Linked DNA regions of Mus musculus: region 2 is linked to region 1. A link is a contact called in ENCODE Hi-C or POLR2A ChIA-PET data. All regions are on one chromosome and are shown on one strand. The core of a region is the stretch at or near the end of the contact, and the rest is flanking DNA. Distances in the headings are between cores, read along the strand shown.

The links. Hi-C counts contacts between places; a loop is a spot of excess contacts on that map. ChIA-PET counts read pairs that join two places held with the same protein, here RNA polymerase II (POLR2A).
Region 2: a map of heart shows a loop between it and region 1 (1.8-fold over the local background). The contact joins the enhancer-like site here to the promoter of Mmd in region 1. A Hi-C loop is called at or near these places in 1 of 37 maps with a recorded cell type or tissue (heart). POLR2A ChIA-PET finds 5 or more read pairs at or near these places in 4 of 5 experiments (Patski and embryonic stem cell).

The regions. Positions count from the first base shown.
Region 1 is chr11:90,247,624-90,251,398 of GRCm38, reverse strand. Mmd (monocyte to macrophage differentiation-associated) reads right to left here and starts at 1,923. Exons shown (of 7, transcript NM_026178.2): 1 at 1,664-1,923. The coding sequence starts at 1,689.
Region 2 is chr11:90,415,941-90,419,715 of GRCm38, reverse strand. No RefSeq gene overlaps it. Among named protein-coding and RNA genes, the nearest start is that of Hlf, 27 kb to the right of the region's middle. Within about 2 kb of position 1,612, at least 3 of the 3 ENCODE cell types and tissues checked have a DNase peak (open chromatin) inside an H3K27ac peak, as active enhancers do; they include heart, where a contact is called at or near this core.

The sequences.
Region 1 (3,775 bases), core at 674-3,173:
ATATACACCTATAATATACACCTACTCAACAATTACATTCTGTGATACTCTGAAAGATAACCCCTGTGTATTCTAATGTTTGAATGGGTAAGACTCCAAAATAGGATGAAAGTGAATTCTGTCCATTAAAAAAGATTGCTCAATCAGCTGAGGTGGTTTTTATTTTTTCATTTTAGAGCTCTCTGAATGTTGGTACAATAAGCAAAAACAGACATTTTCCTTCTTTTTATAGAATTCAAAAGGATAGACTAGAAACCCAAACTCTTCGTCAAATAGGGAAGGGGTAATTTTGCAGAATATAGCTACTGGTCTCTGAAAGCAGGAAGCCCACAAAGACATGCAAAGGAAAGAATCAGACAAACAACCCACACGCACAGGACATGAGGTTCACACACGTTACAGAGTCTCTTAAATCCACTGTGGTTCTAAACGAGAAAGACCAAGGTTCCTTTCTGCCTTTGACATAGAGACGTAGTTCTCCTCCAACGATAGTGCCAGACTTCCAGCCACCAAGTAATAAGCAATATTCAGAAAGCAATCCAAATCTTCAAGCCGATCTCCCCCAATACTGAGCGCAAAGACCACCCTCATCCTGTGCATGTTGTGTTGGCTCTTTTACCCTTTGAGACTGGAAGAAATGAGATAAGCATTAATGAGTGAACAGGGGAAAGAAGGGAAAGGAAAACTAAATGGTGTGTTTACATTTTAAAATAAAAAGAAAGACCACTTCAAACTCAATAGCCTGCTCGGAAGATTTTAAGCATTTCTGCTTTTGAATTCTCTGGTACATCACACTAGGCTACCCTGTTGGTGGTGAAGGGCTGGGAATGGGTATGGCTGCCAGGCTCAGACAAAGGGATGGAGTTACCAGAAACCCCATGGGTGAACTTTCACCCACTTAGAAACATTAAAGCCCAGAGCTTTCTTTGGGAACAATAGGTCGGCAGCCTTCATCATTCCTTCCACGCAGGTAATCCACCCGGGAGAGAAGGGCCACACTATGTCCCTCAAGTCGGGCTACCCTACCACCTCTTTAGTGTAGAGCAGACAACCCGCCTTCCGGTGGCGCCTCCTCCGTTCTTTCTCCCTATTTCCTAAAACCAGGTTTCTCAAAGGCATGTCTCTCCACCTGAATGCTAACTTGCCCCTGCCAAAAAAAAATCCCCCAAATAGCACACCATTAGGTTCTTAGCCCGAGACACACAACCCCTCCGGACACCATCAGGAAAGCTGGACCTAGAGAAGCGTGCCTCAGTTTCCCTGTCTCTAGGGCCAACCACCGACAAAACACCTCAAAAAGCTCAGGCCAGACCTCCTACCCGCTGTAAGACAAACATCGCCACAGGGTGCTGCAGCAGCCTTAAGAGACCTCACGTTGGGGTTTGTATAAGGGTGGAGGCCCTGAGTGGAGTCGTGGGGAGGGGGCTCTGAGGCTGGAGTAGTCTGCTAGAAGCTAGCAGCAGCGGTGTCTGGATGGGGATCTCAAGGGCCAAGCTAGGTTTGCAAGCGGATGGAGGAGGCAAAGCAGATGCGGGGTCCCGGGGCACAGATCCCAAGCTGCCTGGAGGAAGGGGATCGCAGAACTGCGAGTCTTCCCGGGAGCCGGTCCTCGTCAGGGCTCGGGATCCCCCGGGACGGAGCACGTTCCCCGCAGAACTCTCACCGCTGGAATCGATTCCTGAACCGCATTGATCCACCGCTCCACCGCGGGGGCCGGGAGCTCCGTCTCTTTTGCACCGGCGGCAGGGCGCGCCGGCCTCATGGGCTTGAGCTGCTCCGAGGCCGCTGGCGTGCCAGGCGGGAGCCACGCAACTGGGCAGGGCCGGAGTGGGCCACACCGGGGGTCGGTCAGCACAGGGCCCGGGCCAGAGCAGGCGCCTGGGGGCGGGAGGGAGGCCGCTTAAACGGCCCCGGCGCCTCCCGCCTCCCGCCTCCCTGGCTCCTCCGCCCCCGGGTGCCTGGGCCCCGCCCCGGAGCCCGGCTCCGCCCCTGCCCGCTGCTCTCGCTGCGTGCGCCCGCAGCCACCTGCGCGTCACCGCGCCCAGTGGCCAATCAGTGTCCGGAGCGGCGCAGGGCTCCGCTGCCATTCATTTCCCTTGAAGCTCGGTAGGTGGGGCGGAACCTCAGAGCCGAGGGGTGTGGCTAGCCGAAAGGGGAGGAGCGCTGGGAGGGCGGTGCTCTGCATTAAAGCTTTGAGCGTGTGAGCTGCAACAGAGAGGAAGGAACAACGGTGTGTAGGAGATGGCCCACAATCTTAGAAGCAGCTGTGCCGGAAGTGGCAGCGAGCAAGAATCTATCTCTGCCTTCTAATCTTGGCCCCATATCGTTTATCCAGCCTTCATTCATTTCTGCGTCCTTCCTTTCATTTATTTCTTCACCTTTTACGCTGTGTAAAGACGGATTAGTAACACGGCTGTCCTATAAAGAAGAGATTGGAATTTCTCCAGGGGGATTCTTCTGGAGAGATCTTTTTACGTCCTCCATTTTATTTTCTATTTTTTAACCCAAGAAATTTCCAAGGAAAGAGTAGACTTGAATCGGCCCCTTTTGCTAAACCTCTGTAAAGCTAAAAGGACTTGCCAGAAGAGCAGATCCTAGGGAGAGAAGAGATAAGAGGTAGTGAATACACTCAGAAGAATACTGGAAAAAAGGAATTGACATGTGCAGGACCTGTCAGCATCACTCCTGAAATCCAGGTGTGCTCCCATCCAGGAAACCTGCCCACACACATCCCCCACTCCTCAAACTTCACCTTCTTGAGGGACTTAGGGCCAGCTTCGAAGCAGTATTTACTCTTTTTGAAACGAATGAAAGATGGGGGGATGCCGGGGAATGGTTTCACCCACCATTCTAGTGTCCTTCTCTTTAAGTGCCCCGGGGTGCTTTCCACAACAATTGCTTTGATCTTGGAAGGAATCCTTAGGTTCAAAATTATGTTACTCATTTCACAGGTATGGAGGCCAAGGCTTTGAAAGGTGGCACTGTTTACAATAGCCAAGTTATTATATTAGTGTAGGTGCCTACCAAAGGATGTAGAAAGAAAATGTGGTGTGTGTGTCTAGAGACAGCATGGAAAATTAGTCAGCCAGAAGGAAAAAAATGAAGACTCGGGAGTGATCTTTCCATTCCAAAGCTGCACACTTGGTTTAAAAGGACAATCGGCTCCAATAGAGGAGGACTGGATTGTTCTTCAGTGTGTGTGTGTGGGGGGGGGGGGGGTTACGAGTAACTACATTTCTGGGAACAGAGAAATGGATGGAACTAGATATCATCATATGAAATGAAATAAATAAACCAGGCTCAGAAATACAAATGTTAAATGTTTTCTCTCATATGTTAAATGTAGAGAAGTGGGGGTTGGGGAGTCATCAATGTAAAAGAGGATCAGGGAGTGAAAAAGAAACTTGCCCGATGCAAAACAGATTCCTACATAGCTTCCTCTAACACGAAGCACCAGATACCATCAGGTCAGTATGCCAACGGCCTCTCCCTAAGTTTTAAAACAGCACAATTCTTAAAACACACACCTGACTCCTTTTGCACTCACAGTAAAGCCTGACAACTAGCATAGCTTGAAAATCTACCAATTGACTACATGGCACTCCCCTTATAAACGATCAAGGGGCAGTAACAAAGGTACTAACTAAAAGATAACTGAAAATTAGCCACATGAAATGACAACCTAAGGGATAGGAACTGTAATCACAACAAATGTCCCACTTCCTTGGGGGCGGGGGGGACGACGCAGGGGAGGCTATTGTGTGAGAGGACCTAA
Region 2 (3,775 bases), core at 363-2,862, 170 kb before region 1:
TCTCCGTCTCCCAAAGTTCAGGGGCTAGTACATTAATCCAAATGAATCAGAACAGGTCCTACTCATGTGTCCTGCGGAGGGTTCAGACGTGCACATTAGCCATAGCTCAAGCCAATGAGTACGGGGAAGGCTTGATGCCTCTGGAAAGAAACAGTGCAGAAAATGTGTCATGGCTGGAGCCGCTGAAAGCTCTGGCTGATGGGTAACAGGAACCCTAACTACCCTGCACTGCTTTGCTGATAACTCAAACTACCCAGGATGGCTGTTTTACTATGTGTTTTAGTTCTGCAGCTTCCTCATCAGAGGTCTTGCTTGGTCTATTTTCTGTTCTTTGCAGACAACCCCAGCCAGTACAGAGTAACCACAAAACTTAAAATCCTCTTTACTAACGACTCAGCAGAGTCATTGGGAGAGTGAATGCTAATAGCAGGTGGGAAACAGCTTTATTATGCAAATATATATCTCTGGGAATCCCTGGGTAATGCCCCTCCCCACAACCCCACCCCATAGGCCCAACTTGGGAGGCTCTCAAAGGTGTTGAGACACTCAGGTAGTTTAACTCAGGAGCTCAAAACTTCGCGTGCAGATTATCAGAATGCTTTATAGCCATTCAGACCCGAGCTGAGAGGAGCTGGCAATGAAGCAGATATTGTTAAGGAGATGAAAATGGTTCACATAAAACCCCAAAACTGCGCACCCAATACAGTTAAACTGTTCAGGTTCTTTAAATGCTAAAAGCAAGCTAGTCCTATAAGGTACAAAATTTAAGTTACTCCAGCACTGGTAGTCACTAAACCTCTGTTCTCAGCCTCCCAAATCTTTTCTCTACCTTTCTAGAGTTAGTGGGTTCTGGGAGGGGTGTTGAGGAGTTCATGTGGGTGTAATCTTTCATACAAGTGCTAACATTTTATACACTGTTTATAGTTGTTGGGTTTTTTTTTTTTAGTCGCATAATGAAAAAACAACGGTCGCTTAATGGAGCCAGGAGTGGTGGTCTATAATCTGAGCACTCAGGAGGTTGAGGCAGAATTGCCACTAATTTGAGGCCATGTGTTGTGCTACAGTGTCAAACTGCTGCCCGCCTACTCCCTAAAAAGGATTAAAAGCACATAAATATATCTTGAGGATTTTCCTGCCTGGATGTCTACAGAGCTATTTCCCAGTTATTGCTCTTTCCAAGTGTGGTCCAACCATCTTCCTCGTTTCCATGAACTGAGCTCGTTGATGTGACGCTGTCTCAGGCATTTAGGTTATTTTACCCCCTTGCCTTGGCTGCGGCGTTATGATGCTTCTAGGGGGGCCTCAATTCCCAGGATAAATTCCGAGTTACAGATTTCCAAGGGCTGTTGAAACTCCTAAAAGTCCTTGAAGTCTGAAGAGCTGAATCTGACGCTGCAAACTTCAGATCCACGTTGACCAAAGCAGCACCCGCGCACCCCGCGATCTGCACCCGCTCCTCCTGCAGTGCAGCCCCTGGGCTGTGCAGCCCTGTCCCGGACGCCCGGGCACGTGCGATTCCACGTGAGCCTCCCGCCCGGAGCGCAGGAGCCCAGTACGCATGCGCCTCCCGCCACTGAAAGTAGGTCAGGCTCCTCCTCTCACGTGACCCGCTCCCCTTAGCTACCCTCGGCGCCTCCCCGCCTGGGCGCAGCCGAGATGCGCTCGGCAGTCAACGTGATGGGGCCGGGAGCGGGCGGGCGCGGGCAGGGGCGGGCCAGCCGCGGGAGGATTTGTAGGTTATCCTCCCTTCAGAGCTCTTGATCGGGAGTCGGGCGGGCAGAAGCGAACGCCGGGCGATGTGACTAGGAGCAGAGCTTGAAATTGGAGTGGGGAGGAAAGTGGCCTGGGAACGCATGTCACAGGCAGGCTGACTCCACTGGTCTCCATCTACAACACCGTTTGCAAGGAAAGAGCAAACCTGGGTCACCCTGAAGTGAAAACAGTTTCAAGGACCCTTTTGCAATCCTTTGCCCCAGTACCTGAGGGCAACTCCTATGTTCGGGTAAACAAAGTTTGAAAGAAAATACAAAGGAGGTTAATGGAATTTTGCAGGAATGTCTCACAGTCCCCCTTTCTAATCTTCCACCCACTAACCTCAGAAAACTCCCATTCCAAAGCACACTTTCCCCTTTCTATAGGAGGTTGTGGAAGAAGTGGGGTGATGGGCAGAAAGGGTTGTGACAGGGGTGGATATGGGCTGTGAACCCAGTTCTTAGACAGCTGAAGCCAAATGGTACGCATTCGAAGTAATTGCTTCCTGTGCCCCCTCTCTGATTTATTATTATTATTTTATGTTTTACGTATTCACTTTGCATCCTGCTCACTGCTCTCCTCCCAGTCAACCCCCTCCTCCCTCGCCTTCTCCCTCTGACTTTGAACTTGTTGCATGCTACCTCTGTCTCAATGAGTGCGATCCAGAAGAGAGACTGACAGGCCAAATCAATGGGTTACCATGCAGCAGGCTATATAAATCTCTTGACTGAGGTGTGCCCAGGAGTTATGTAAGTAGGGGAAGAGGGGCGTCCAAGTGCAGGGGTGGGTACCCTGAGTTCTGAAGGCTTAAGTGGGAGTGAGCTGGCAGAGACGCTAGGCAGAGGGGGTGGGAAAGTGTTCCAAACAAAGAGAACTACTAATGGTTGCATAATATTTCCCTGGGGAGTTTTTACTAGAATTGTCTTAGCCATGCGCATGGCTGAAATGTATATTCTTTTTGTGATTGTGATTCTAAGCTGGCTATAAAAGAATGTCCGTGGCCATGGTGTTTCTCTCCTTGGTCTTAGGAAACTCCTGTGAGTCAGATTGCCATGAAAAATACATGCAACTTTCTTGTGACCTTTTCAGAACTGAGGATGGAACCTGGTACTTATACTAAGTAAACAAGGAGTAGACCATTAAGCTACCTCCTCGGCCCTATGTATAGCCCTGGCTGTCCTGGAACTCACTTTGTAGACCAGGCTGGCCTTGAATTCAGAAATCTGCCTGCCTCTGCCTCCCAAGTGCTGGGACTAAAGGCGTGCGCCACCACCGCCCGGCTATTTTTTTTTTTTGATAGATACTATCAAATATTTTCTTAAGTAGTACCAAAATAGCAAATATTGAGTATTACTGTTAACTCTTACACATTAGCATTAAATTATTGTAAGATATAAGATAGCATTCAAGTGGTAACTTGCCAGTTATTTATTAAAAATCCACTAGAGCTAGTGAGGTTTATAAGAATGCCATAAATCACAATGCAGGCATTTCTAAGTTCTGTGAGCTACCGCAAGGCTAATCAGGCTTAAGTTTGGAAAATGAAAAAAATGTCTGATCAGTTCATTTAATCCATACTGGGAATTATGACTGGGGGGCTGGAAAGGGGGTGCAAGTAGAATGAACTCCTTGTTGTGAATCAAGAATAACAGAGATGACAGATTCCCCCCAAGTCACAACAAGTGACAAGATGTGTTAGCGCTCTATTGCTGTGACAAATTTTTGCAGAGAATCAACTTAAAAGGAAAAATTTCTATTTGTGGCTTGCCATCTCCAAAGTTTCAGATGCATGGTCACTTGGACTTGCTGGCATGTGGCAAGAGAGTACCTTAAGCCAGGCAGTGGTAGCACACGCCTTTAATCCCAGCACTCGGGAAGCAGAGGCAGGCGAATTTCTGAGTTCGAGGTCAGCCTGGTCTACAGAGTGAGTTCCAGGACAGCCAGGGTTACATAGAGAATCCCTGTCCCAGAAAACAAAAGCAAACAAACAAAAAATAGTACCTTAAGGTTAGGGGTGCCCGAG